2 separate regions of the Homo sapiens genome follow, and region 1 is linked to region 2. A link is a loop called in an ENCODE intact Hi-C map of the cell type or tissue named here. Cell type or tissue: PC-9. All regions are shown on one strand.

Region 1 (2,500 bases), 380 kb before region 2:
TGCCCTGTGCTAATGTGGGGGTTGTTGTCATTTTTTCATGGACACCCGGTACTGACATGTCCAGAGCCCTGAGGCCTGCAGGCAAGACGCCAAAGGAAGAAGGTGGAGCAGAAGGACACTTGCTGAGGGTCCACTGTGTGCCAGGCCTTGTGCCTATGTGCATTACTTCATTTAATATGCAAGACTAGGGGGAGGTGATTGAGGTGCTTACCTGGGGTACAAAGTTTCAGGGGGCACCAAAAATGCAGTAATCAAGAGAAATAATGTTTCAATATAATATTTCTGTAAAATAAAAATTGCTGTAAAAATACTGTGATGAACAAACTATCAAAGGATCAATAGTATTAATGTTTCCTTTTGTCTCAGTCTCTACTCTGGCTCAGTGGGAGACTGTTAATGATCTTGTCTTTATTTTTAAATTGTAATATTTTATTTATCATGGATATTTTTGCATTAATTTTGATGTTTTAAAAATATTGCATTAAGATAGTATTTATCTTGATTACTGAGATTTTTGGTAGCCCCTTAAATTTCACATCCAAGATGAGCACTTTGCCTTACCCTGGTCCAGGCCCTGGCAGGTCTATGGGGCAGATGTACGTAGCGGTCCCACCTTAGAGGAGGGCACTAAATTTCACTGACGTTAAGTAATTTGGTCCAGTATGCACAGCTGATGAGTGAGGGAGGTGGGATTTGAACTCAGGTCTGACTCTAGAGAGCTGGCTTTTTAATGACTCTTCTCGGCTACCACCCCTTGACTGGGTATACCCTGGAAACCAGAAACTTGGAGATTTTCTAATTTTCTGGTTCAGCCTTCTGAGTCTGCAGATGGAGGGAGAGGCAGGCACGTGCCCCTAGCCACATGGCGGGCCTGTCTCCTGACTCCTAGTGTTCTTTCTGGAGGGTGACCCCAGATGCATTGACCTTGTGGTCTGGGGTGTGCAGTGAGTCGGTGGCTCTCTTCAGACCGTGCCTATGTGTGAAGCATGCTGCTCCTAAGCTTTATCCCAGGTCTATCCGCCTGGCTCCTCATGGCTTTGCTGCTGGCTTTAGGGGTCTCCTGCAAGGTCCCAGGCACACCTCAGTGGACTGAGAATCTGCAGCTGAGGGGCTAGGGGAACAGGGTGTGGTGCTGGGGATGACCACTAGAGGGCAAGCTGAGCTCACGCTTGCGGGAGCTTCTCACAGCTCGGCTGGTGGAAGCGCCTCTGCAGTGCAAGGGGCTTGAAGAAGCCGGGGATGCTGGGGGCTCCCGGTCCCCTTCCCACCGAAGGCTCTTGGAAGACCAGCCTCCATCTTGTGCTTGCATTCCTCTGGGGGCCTTCCGCAACATTTCTGATTAAAACTCCCACTCCTTGGTTCTAATCCTGCTCTTTGGCGCCACACAAAATACACCTGCTTCTTTTCAACATTCATTCGTTTGTTCATTTACTTGACACATCGCTGAGGTGCCTACTGTGTGCCAGTCTTTGAGCCTCGTGCTGTCGGCCCAGAGAGGAGCCATTCTCTTTCCTCCACTTAAGACATCTGCATCCATGACCATTCCCAAATCTTGACATGTGGGAGGCAGGCCAGGCCCAGCACTTGGGGAAGAAGGGAGGCTGGGATGCTGGGAGCCTTGGCTCTGTCTGTCTGTTCCAGGCTCTGGGCTGGCTCTCAGGAAGTTCCTGTTCTCTCTCTTTCAGCGTATGACTGTGACTTCTTTAACAAAGGTAAGCCCCTCCTCCCCACGCAGAGTCTCAGGGGCTCAGGCACTGCCAGCCCTGTCCTGACGCCACACAGCATCAGCCATCCCGAGGCGCTGCTGGCCCTGGAAGAGCCGTGACCCGGAATGGGAGGGCCCCCATCATGCAGAGAGAGCCCTGACAGTGAAGGGCCCAGGGGTGTCCTGCACCTCTATCCTCAGCAGTTCCTGCAGCCCCTGTCCGGGGCCCAGGCAGGCCAGCTCCCGGGGACTGTGCTCGGCAGGGCAGCCCCACCAGGAAGGAAAAACCCCATTCTCACTTATGTGCCAGCTCCTCCGCCTTCATAATCTAGCTCATCAGGCCCACAGAACATCACCTTGGGTTCCCCGAAGATTAGCTTTTGGCAAAAGCAGACACAAACTGCCCTTTCTGACTATGGGTGGAACAAAACATGTGGCCTGCCACATTCATCTTCAAACTCAGCCAAGGTTGCAGGGTTCCGGGAGATGCTCTGACATTTAGATTAACGAGGGTGAAAACACAGGTCATAACCAAAGACCCAGGGGAGGTTAATGTCCAGTTTAGAGCCAATTCATCAATTTAATCACTGGGATTGGGTGGGTGGGGTAGAGAAGGGCTGCCCAGGAGTAGTTTTTAGCACCGAACTTCATCCAGTTGGGCCAGGGTCAGACCTTGGTAGAGTGAGATGCTCATCTGGTCCTCAGTGCTGTTCGCCTTTGACTTCCAATCCCCGACCCTCCTCCAGGGACTGTGCTGCCAGGAGCAGGCCTATGTGGGCAGAGGCCCAGACTTTT
Region 2 (2,500 bases):
TCCTCTCCCACAGCTGGCTCACTGGCCCTTGTCCCCTGGATCTCCATGGGGCAGCCAGCTAGAGGTCAGATCCATATCAGTTCCTGTTAAGAGCAAGGACTATCAGCTATTAACTCAGGGTGTGTCCTTATGCAAGACCCTTTCCCTTTCTGGGCCTAGGTTCTCCCATCCATACAAAAACAGGGAAGGCCTGGGTGACCTCCAGGGGCCCTTTCAGCTCTGACCTTACTAATTCCGAATGATGACTCTACCAGCCTCATCCCAAGGCTAGCTGGCTGCCTACTGCTGCCATCTGGTGGCCCTGCAGGCCCAGCCCCTTGTCGAATACACCCACTTCAGAGGGTGACTCCTGCTTCTGCTTCAGGTGCACACATGCTACACTTCTCTAGACCACAGATCAATGGGTATTCACAGCCAAACACAAAATCCAAATATAATGATAACGCTTCATCTCTCTAGCAGAGATGACACAGCTGCAGCTGAGAACATGACCTCCCTTCTCAAAGACAGAAGGTAACCTGCATAAGATCACAGAGCTGCCTGGTTCCCAGGCCAGTACACGGTTTCACTTTGCCACAATGCTTAGGGCTGGTGGGTACCTGCAAACCAAAAATAAAGTCAGCCTAGAGCCAAGGAACAAAGCTGTTTGAAGGTGGGGAAAAAACTGCCAGGATTCCTCGCAAACCTCAAGAAATAGTAAGGCATGGCACGTGAACAGGCTGAGCACTGCTTGCAGAAATTAACTGGAAATACAAACTTGGGGTATCCAATGTATCTCCCTAATCTTGGAGGTGATCATTCATAAGAACACCTGCAGGGTCTTCCATAAACCAGGCTCCAAGCCACCACCACAGCCTGGATCCTAGACTAGGCAGACCACCAAATAGTGGGGAAGACACCTGGGGTAGCATTGTGTGTTTGTGTGAGCTTCCCCCTGCCAGACAGCAGCTCCTCCGGGCAGGGTTATATCTTTTCTTCTCTATCTCCAGGCCTCTTAACACCTGGCCAGAGGCGCTCAGTGAATGCAAGTATACAAGTAGATCCTTTAGGTTTCTGCACAACATGGGACCTGTCTATTCTTTGTGGACTCAACTGATCATACCCTTGGCTCTGTCTGCAGCCTTCCTTTACAGTGTAGACCCTGAAAAAGCACATTGTGTGACTTTAACTAGGTCGCTTGCTTTTCCAGGCCTCTATCATCGCACATCTGCAGCATACTAGGGTTTTACTGGATGATCTTCGAAGTCCTTTTAATTCTAAAATGCTAGAATTTGAAACCCCCAGGCAAATCAAGACTGATCTTCACCTGCAGACACAGCCGCTAAAAAATGGGAAAGGGGAAAGTAATCAAACAATGCTTCCCTCTAGTGGTTCAGTGCTGTCATTACACCCTACCTGCGCAGAGACCCTGTCACTCAACTTCTACTCCAATTCACCCTGAACTCTGAATGAAAGAAATCAGCCTGCAGCCAGCAGAGCCCAAGTGCAGGGGAGCGGGAGAGAAAAGAAAGAGGCCAGGCTCAAGAAGCCAAAGAGGCCTCTTAGCCAGTTCCACAATAGTGGAGAAATTATCCATCTTTAGGAACAAATATATTTTGCAACTTAAAGGACCTTTTGTGACCTCCAACTCCCCTCTTCAGATGAAGAAACTGAGGCTCAGGGATATTCAGGAGGGACTTACCCAAAGTCACAAAGCTGACTCATGACCGAGCCAAAAATAGATGGCCACTCTCCTGCCTCCTGCTAAAGTATCTTGCCTCTCTTCCATGCAACCTCCGAATTGAGGCCCGTGCAAGTGACTTGTCAAGGACATATATACATGGGAATAGATGGCAAAGGAGCCAGTCTCTTGCACTGAGGGGTAAGTGATCTTATTAACTTTAAAATAGTATTTATAGGAGCTATAATCAAATTGAAAATATTCAAAATTCATCATAGAAAACAAATTCACTCATAATCCCACCTGGCCCATTTCCTTCTAGTCTTTTCTACAGAAACATTCTTTTTTTCTTTCAACAAATTAGAAGTTACAGTATGGTTAATCATTCTTTTCACTTACTATACCACGAGCGTATTCCTGTCATTAAATATCCTTCTAAAACATTCTATTTAATGACAATATAATATTCCAACATATGGCTCTGCCACAATTTGTTTAACCAATCTCTCTTCAATTTTATTTGTTTCCATACCTTTGTTTTTGTCATTATAAATTAGGCTGCAGTAAATGGCATTATACTTAATCTTTGAATACATCCATGACTATTTCTTTAGGCCAGTTTTATTTTTTATAGGATAGAATTTCAGAGCTGGAATGACCCTTAAAGATTATTATGTAAACGTATTGGCCAGATGGAAGAAAGGGACCAGAGAGTTTAGTGTCTTGCCAGAGGACAAAGAGAAAGCAAGAGAAGCAAGTCAAACTCTCCATCTATTAAAATGTGACCTTCCCAAAGCCCAACCACAATTTCACACCCTTCCCTGACCAACTTCACCCACA

What was found. Hi-C counts contacts between places; a loop is a spot of excess contacts. Peaks named below come from ENCODE experiments on the same cell type or tissue, not always from the same donor. Only the 100,000 strongest peaks of a DNase experiment are listed, where the experiment ranks them.
Region 1: it touches region 2 in a loop (13-fold over the local background); 88 of 110 quality-filtered maps call a loop at or near these places.

The regions. Positions count from the first base shown.
Region 1 is chr11:17,597,986-17,600,485 of GRCh38, forward strand. OTOG (otogelin) reads left to right here. Exons shown (of 56, transcript NM_001292063.2): 31 at 1,686-1,712. Among named protein-coding and RNA genes, the nearest start is that of OTOG, 52 kb to the left of the region's middle. In PC-9, a CTCF peak has its summit at 1,130 (motif pointing right); no DNase peak of the experiment used is centred here; H3K27me3 peaks cover 933 bases.
Region 2 is chr11:17,978,585-17,981,084 of GRCh38, forward strand. The region is part of intron 8 of SERGEF (secretion regulating guanine nucleotide exchange factor); the gene reads right to left. Among named protein-coding and RNA genes, the nearest start is that of SERGEF, 33 kb to the right of the region's middle. In PC-9, CTCF peaks have their summits at 285 (motif pointing left), 488 and 1,368 (motif pointing left); a DNase peak (open chromatin) is centred at 261.